Linked DNA regions of Mus musculus: all the other regions are linked to region 2. The links are chromatin loops, found by intact Hi-C in ENCODE. Cell type or tissue: heart. All regions are shown on one strand.

The links. Peaks named below come from ENCODE experiments on the same cell type or tissue, not always from the same donor. Only the 100,000 strongest peaks of a DNase experiment are listed, where the experiment ranks them.
Region 1: a loop joins it to region 2, with 2.4 times the contacts of the local background. A loop is called at or near these places in 7 of 42 quality-filtered maps.
Region 3: a loop joins it to region 2, with 2.9 times the contacts of the local background. A loop is called at or near these places in 7 of 42 quality-filtered maps.

What each region holds. Positions count from the first base shown.
Region 1 is chr6:95,123,549-95,126,048 of GRCm38, reverse strand. All of the region lies in intron 3 of Kbtbd8 (kelch repeat and BTB (POZ) domain containing 8), which reads right to left. Among named protein-coding and RNA genes, the nearest start is that of Kbtbd8, 6.9 kb to the right of the region's middle. In heart, no CTCF peak of the experiment used is centred here; no DNase peak of the experiment used is centred here.
Region 2 is chr6:95,711,905-95,714,404 of GRCm38, reverse strand. All of the region lies in intron 1 of Suclg2 (succinate-Coenzyme A ligase, GDP-forming, beta subunit), which reads left to right. Among named protein-coding and RNA genes, the nearest start is that of Suclg2, 5.7 kb to the left of the region's middle. In heart, a CTCF peak has its summit at 1,105; a DNase peak (open chromatin) is centred at 994; H3K27ac peaks cover 335 bases.
Region 3 is chr6:95,116,579-95,119,078 of GRCm38, reverse strand. Kbtbd8 (kelch repeat and BTB (POZ) domain containing 8) reads right to left here and starts at 1,199. Exons shown (of 4, transcript NM_001008785.5): 1 at 1,105-1,199; 2 at 346-556. The coding sequence starts at 1,120. Kbtbd8os (kelch repeat and BTB (POZ) domain containing 8, opposite strand) reads left to right here and starts at 1,448. Exons shown (of 2, transcript NR_153843.1): 1 at 1,448-1,487. In heart, a CTCF peak has its summit at 1,120; DNase peaks (open chromatin) are centred at 1,228 and 1,938; H3K4me3 peaks cover 2,257 bases; H3K27ac peaks cover 1,358 bases.

The DNA of each region.
Region 1 (2,500 bases), 590 kb after region 2:
TATTTATGTGAATGTTGTTATGAAGCAAAGACAAATTTCAAGACAATGAATGGAATTGATATTGAGTCAGTTACTAAACTGACAATAAAAAGGTATGTGTGCTAAGCCAGACTGTCAATAGGAAAATGTCTGTAAGAATTAAAATCATGAATATTGACAAGACCTTGCTAATGCTATGACATTGCTTTGCTTTTTTGATAAGGTCTCCAGCCTGAACTCAGGCTGATTTTAACTTTGGAATCCTCCTACCTTACCTTCCAGAGCTGGAATTATACGTCTGGCAACTATGTCCTGCTTAATGGTAACACTGAATAGTATCTTTGTGATAACAGTATCAACTCTATGGCAGATCAAACTTATACTACTGCAATTACAGGCAGAACAGGTTGAATATACTTTATCTGAAGTGCTTGAGACTCAAGTATTTCAGATTTTAGAGTATCTACATATATACAAATCAATCTCTCTCTCTCTCTTTCTCTCTCTCTCTCTCTCTCTATCTATCTATCTTGGGGATTACTACAAGCCAAAACATGAGTTACTACTTTAGTGCCTGAGTTTAGACTATGACCTCTTATATAAGGTCAGGTATGGAATGCAGAACCACACTTTGAGTTTTTACATTAGGGATGCTCAATCTGTAAGACATAACCTTCTTCAACGGTTATCATCAAGTTATATATGTAAGGAGGCTTTGTAGGTTAGAAAGGAACACTGGATACTATGTAAAGCTTCCCTTTAAACTCTTCTAAATTAAGGATAGTCTCATCTATAAGTTAAATTGCTTACTTAATAAGAGTGGCATTTCACTTTATTTAAGCCCTAACTTTTGCTTTACATATTACCTTCTCTTTCAACGCTAACATATTATAGTATTCTTGATAACGAAAATGTTCTCTATAAATTTCTTGTACAGAAAAGTTCATTTAGAAAATCTCAATTTCTCTTTAATAAACTAAAACCAATGATAAGCAATTTAAAAAAACTCTCAAGGCCTCAGATTCTTCTTATATAAAATACAACCTCCAGTTACAAATTATTTGTTCTGGTACTTAAGTTCTATTAAGTTAGTACTGCTTTGCTACAGTATTTGCTTATACAGCTCACATACTCCAATGAGGAGCCTTAAAATGATCTTTATAAGCTATTTTTGCCAGTAACACACATACACAGAGAGGGGGAGAGGAGGAGGAGGGAGGAGAAAAGCGGCACACTTCATCACACTGGATGATAGAACCACACTGGATGAATCACACACCCATTCTTATACTTTGCAAAGAGAAACCCAAACCATAGCATGCTTTCATTTAACTAAAATACAGTACCAGATAGTACTATACTTAATTAGTTCTTCAGAATACGAAACTTAAAGCAAATATATCCAGGCTTCTCTGAGAAATTTTAAGTCAACTTTAAAAGCAAAGAATACCATTTTTTTAAAGATTTATTTATTATTATATTTAAATACACTGTAGCCGTCTTCAGACACACCAGAAGAGAACGTCAGATCTCATCACGGATGGTTGTGAGCCACCATGTGGTTGCTGGGATTTGAATTCACAACCTTCGGAAGAGCAGTCAGTGCTCTTAACCGCTGAGCCATCTCTTCAGCCCCCAAGAATACCATTTTAAAAAATGGGATAGGGCTTAAAAATAATCATGTATACCTTCATGAAAGCCTACATTGTTCCTGATTTATTTATTTATTTATTTTAGTATAGAATAAAGTTTATTAAGGGAATGGGGAGGGGAGTTGGGGGATGGGGAGTAGAGGCTGGCCATGAGCATGTGAAGAGAGAGGAGAGGGGAATGGGGAAAGGGGTAGGAAGAGGATAAGGAAACAGGAGCAAGAGAAGGGAGCAAAAGAGCTGTTCCTGACTTATTAAAGTAGTCATATAAGGAAGTATTTTAATATAAGCCATTAAGAAACATGGTAAATGAATAAGGATTTTAGAATTACCTACACTGCATTCAACATCCCAGCAACTAAACCACGTAAGAGTCAAGGAGCTCTGCAGGTAAAGTGCTTGAGGATCTGAGCTCAGATCCATAGGATCCATGAAAAAGCAGGGCACAGTGGCACACCTCTCTCACACAGCAGTGAGAAAGAGAAAGTCAGATTCCTGAGGGACCTGAAGGCAAGCCAGTCAACTCAATTGGTAAGCTCCAGTTTTAGTGAGAGCCTGTCTCAAAAAATGAAGTGGCCAACAATAGAAAAACACCCAATGTTAATGTCTGGCCTGCACACTCATATACATACAATTTTTGATAAGCTAAGATCTAAAGAACATAATTTCAAGCCTTTGTAATTAAGTTTCTTATCTATTAAAGCCCTTCGTGGGCACCGGAAAGTAGGTCAGCAGCTAAGAGCACTAGCTGTTCTTTTACAGGACTCAAGTTTGAATCTCAGCATCCACAGGGCAGCTCACAACCATCTCTAACTCTAGTTCCAGGGTATCCCTCTTTTGGCTTCTGCAGTCACCAAGTATGCATGTGGTAT
Region 2 (2,500 bases):
TCCACCCTCTATCTCTTGAGATGACAGGCATGATCCACCTCATCCGGCTTTTTGTGATGCTAAGGGTCATACCGGGTCCACTGTGCAGAGGCAAGCACTAATCTCAGTCCAGGTACTAAAGACTGTGTGTAGAGCTGCCTTTGGGGCATTTCTCTCTCATGCCTGGGTGAAGTTCAGGGAAGCTCGTGTCTTAAGGGATGATATAGGCCTTTCAGGTCTAACTTTGGGGTTTCCACTGTGTGGTTCTCTTTGAAGCCCAGAGGGCTGTGTATTGTCCAAGGAAACTGCTTACCCCTGTGCCTCTGCAGTTGGCTCCTTCAGAAAGGAGGAGCAGCGCAGCCATGTGCTTCTTCTGGCAGTGGAGACAGATGGATGCATGGTTTTATGTGATGTTCACTTATTTGAAACGGTCTCACTGTGTAGCCCTGGCTGTCCTGGAACTCAATATGTAGACAAGGCTGGCTTTGAACTCTGATCAGGCCCAACAGAGATCTGCCTGCCTTTGCCCCTAGAGTCCTGAGATCAAAGGAGTGTATCACCTGCCCAGCTATGCATGGATTTTAAAAGTGAAGGGCTAAAGGCTGTAGACACGTTTATACCAGCTAAATCAAGCCAGGAGATTGCCGTAAGCCATGGCTTACCTGTGTCTGCCTACTATTGCCCTGGGGAATAAATAGCTTGGCTTTTTTTCTTTCCCATTTTTTTTTTAAACCAGAAATCAACCAACCAATCAAAACCAAATAAACAAAAAAACTACAAAACAACAATAAAAAGGAAGAAAAGCTACAATGCCTGCTGCTAAAGAGGATGCTGGATTTTCCATAATTCAGGTGCTAAGCTTTTGACTTTCTGCACGTGGAAGGCCTGTGACTGATAGCCCGGTACCAGCTTGGCTTTGTTCCCTGTAAATAAAGCACTGCTTTTATGGGAAAGTGATTAAGTGCACGGGCCCAGGGTAGCCAGAGCTGTCTCACCCTTGTTCCCTGGCTAGGTTCAGCAGGCACGGAGCCTAGAAAGTTGCTGAAGTATGTCCCCTGGGAGGTGGAAAAGAAAGGACACAGCACTCTGGATTGCCTGCCCTTAGCTCTCCTTCCTGCTCAATCAGAATCCTCCTCCAGGTGGCACGTTCTTTCAGTTGTTGGAAAAGTTTTGCCTGACATATAAACAGTTAAATAAATATGAGCATTGTGCTGATTTGGAAATTAAGATCAGGAGTTAATTCACTGAAAGTGGGGTGATGGGGCTGGCATTCCAGTGGAGAATGGATCGCATGCCTGTCAAATGCTATGCTGTGAAGAAGGGAGAGGCAGTCTGAAGCCAGTGATACAGTGATAATGCTGATCAGTTAGACGGAGGAGGAAGGATGGCTGGGGCTGTAGAGAGCCCAGGACTTGGCAGGTCACACACACAGCTCCACAACAGAAAGCCAAACAAAATAGCATTCTTTTGTCAGATACTTTCTGAATGCTTACTGTGTGTGTGCCCACTGCTAAAAAGTTCTACGAAGAAAATTATTTTATCATAAATGCAGTGATTAGGAGAATAATGAGTAGGTTAATGTACCTAATAATTCTGATGGAGTGGAGAGGTGGGGGGAAGGAAGGGAGAGAGGGAGACTGAAGGAAGGAGAATGAAAGGGAGGGGGAGAGGAGGAGGGGAGGAGAGAGGGAGGGGGGAATGAAAGGGAGGGAGAGAAGGAGAGAGGGAAAGGGAGGAAGAATGAGAGATATCCTTACCCTCAAAATGTTTGTGGTCTAATTGCAAAAGTGTTGTATAGCCCAGTGGTTGCACTTCTGTCGCTGAGCTGTGGTCTGAGACACTTGTTGAGCTTGTCCTACTTTGGACCACATGCTATTTCTTTGGAAGCAGGGTTCCCCTTGAATCCTGTCTGCTCTCCATTTCATCAACTCTCAGATTCAGTGTTAATTCTTTGGAAAGACCCTTTCCTGATCATTTGACTGGCTGTTTCTATCCAGTGATTGCTGGCTGTATTTTTTTCTGCTTTATTGCAGTGTAGGGCACAGGACTTTACCTCATCTTGTTTATTGTGTGTCTCCCATTTCCCTCACACATAGAAGAATGTGGGCTCCACGAGAGGGGACTTTCTCACACATTGCCGTTTCTCTGCCACCCTAGCTAGGTGTTAGCGTTTGCGGTATGATGACTCAGTGGACTGCACAGACAAGGGAGAGACAGGTAACACACTGAGAGGTGATGTAGGCTAGAGAGGAAGGGGCCAGCTGATGATTGTCAGAGAGACTAATTATCACCTGCTTGACTTTAGCCCCCCCCTCCCCCCCCCAGTATCACACTGCAGGGTGGTGGTACCTGTGGCATCTCCAAGCTCCATGTCAAGGATCCCAGGCACAGAAAGGTCACCTAATTACTGGCTGAAAATCCTAGTGCCAGGAAGTCAACTGCCTCCTGCCAGTGAAGAGCTTATACTGTTAAATCATTAAACCCTATTACCAGAAGGTCCAGTTTGGGCCGAGCCACCCAA
Region 3 (2,500 bases), 600 kb after region 2:
ACCAGCCACACTTAGTTGTCTGTGCACGTGACATGTTTTAGTGTCGCCACTGATTTTAATTTTAAAGCATTATAATTTTTTTCAAATGTGGCTGGCAGCATACATAGTATGAATACCTCACAAGTCCACTAACTTAAAATCCAACTATCTAAACTCTGGAATCCCACCTCAAAACAGGGGCTCATTAGTAAGACAAGCAAGACCTGTTACCTACTCTCAGAAAATAAACACCTGGTTTGCCTTTATGTATTTGTCCCAACTCAGTACCACAATCAAGTGGCTAACACTGGGTTGAAAGGGAGTCTTGTACGGATAGTAATATATAAGTTTCTACCGTCGTCATACCTGAAGTAGGGGCTGATTGCAGCAAGAACGTTTCTATGACAGGAAAATGTTTTCCCGTGATCCACTTCCACTACAATGTCTGTCAACTGTCCTTCATCGTACATTGTTTTGAGTTGCTTAAGAATACTGCAAGCATGGAAAGGATCCATGGTATCGTTGGCTGTGTCTGAAGATGGAATCCCATTCGGTGTTGGGGAAGACTTACTTAAATCTAGGAGAAAAATCGCACAACCACAAGAAGTTCGAAGCCAGTTTACGGCATCGTGGGTTTTTTTCCCCCCCACCCCGTACACAAACGTCCGTGTGTGGGCACAGGAGCGCCGACACAGGCTCTAGGAGCCGAGAGCTCAACAAGGGCGAACAAGTTCCCAGGCCGGCGCGCTCCTCCGGAGCCCGGCGAGCCCGGACCGCCGCGCTCGCGGAGGGAGCGTGTGAGGCGAGCCAGCCGAGCCGGCAGCGGCGGCGATGCGCGGGGACTCGGCTCCGGGTCGAGCGCGGGACGGAAGGCTCCCGAGGGCAGCGCGATCGAGGGCGACTGCCAGGGCACCCCTCAACCGCCTCGCGGGCGGCCGGTACCCAGACGCCCCATCTTCGCGGGCGCGCCGCCCACCGCCCTCCTCCCCATTCATCCTCGCCTCCGCGCCCGCCGTCTCTCCATCCTTCCCTCCCGCCTTAAGGCCGCCGCTTCAGGTTGTGGCCGGCGCCCGCGCTCCTGCTTCCCTCCTCCGACACTGCGGGCGGCCGCACCACGCCACCCACCTGCCGACGCGGCCATTACTACAGGGGCCCCGGCTCCGGTTATTTAAAGAGGAAATGTCATTGCGTTTCGCTCGCTCCCGGGTTCCGGCTCTGCTAAGCGTTGCCTAGCCAATGAGGGTGGCTGACCGAGTCGGCTCCTCCCCGAGCCTCAAAATACCTGGCTCTGATTGGTCAGTGCGCGATTACCAGCGCGTCGGGAAATGTAGTTTTAAGGCCCCCGTTCCCGCGTGCTCCTAGTCGGACAGAGGCCCAAGCCGAGCATTTCTATTGGCTAGCTGGGCGGAGGAGCGCCCCGAGCCCGCCAGCCTGTGCCTTGAGATGCACAGCGCCCGCTGGGAAATGTAGTCATCTGGCTGAGGCGAACTGTCACTCTGAGGAGTGAGGTAGGAAAAGCTCTTATTGAGCAAATTTCCCCGGCAAGGGCCTCTCTCCTAGTCTCGACTCCACTTTAAAAATAATTGTCTTCATACCCCAAATTCCCTATCCGTGACTAGATTCTGGTATGAAAACGCGCTCTGCACGAGGGCTATGAAACTCCGAAAAGTTGGAAATGGTCAGGAGGGCTGTTATCCAAAAATACAAAGGATATAAGACAACCCCCCCCCCCCCAACACACACACACACACCATCGATAGGTCTCTGATGAGTCACCTGTAACGCCCACTTGAAATTGCATCCCCTTAGCCACATGCCCCGCTTTTCACAGATCAACTGGGTCTGGTTACATGGCCACTCAGGACCTGAATCCACTTGGCTTGCATTTCTAGCACACCAGGAAACACCTGTCACACCGAAGAGCGCTCGAGTACTCAAGGGAGACTCGGATAATTGATTTCCCCTGGGCTTCTTGAACGTGAAGAGGGCCTCCGGCTTTCCTGTGAAGAGATGCTGGAGAGAGGCTGAGCCTGGCGCTCCTCTGGACCGTGCTCAACCCTGGCTCTTGCACAAGCTCTTCCAGCCCTTGAACCTCTCTTATAACAGCGAGCACTCGGCATTCAGTCTACTTCATAGTTTTTTGCAAGAAAGCAGGGGTTTTATTGTTGACCTATTTTTTTTTCTTCTCCTATTGTGTGTGTGTGTGTGTGTGTGTGTCTGTCTGTCTGTCTGTCTGTCTGAGTCTCTGTGTGTGTGCATTTGTATCTGTGGTTTGGTGTTTTGTTTTGTTTTGTTTTGTTTGCACGAGTGGATGTACATGTTGGGGGGCGGTGCAGGTGCACGTGGAGGCCGGAGATTGGTGTCAGAAATCCTACAACGCTGCTTTTCTACCTTATACAGTGAAGCATGGTCTCTCAATCGAAACCCAGAGATATTAACTCTCTCTCTCTCTCTCTCTCTCTCTCTCTCTCTCTCTCTCTCTCTCTCTCTCTCTCTCGGCATGGCAAGCACTTTAATCACG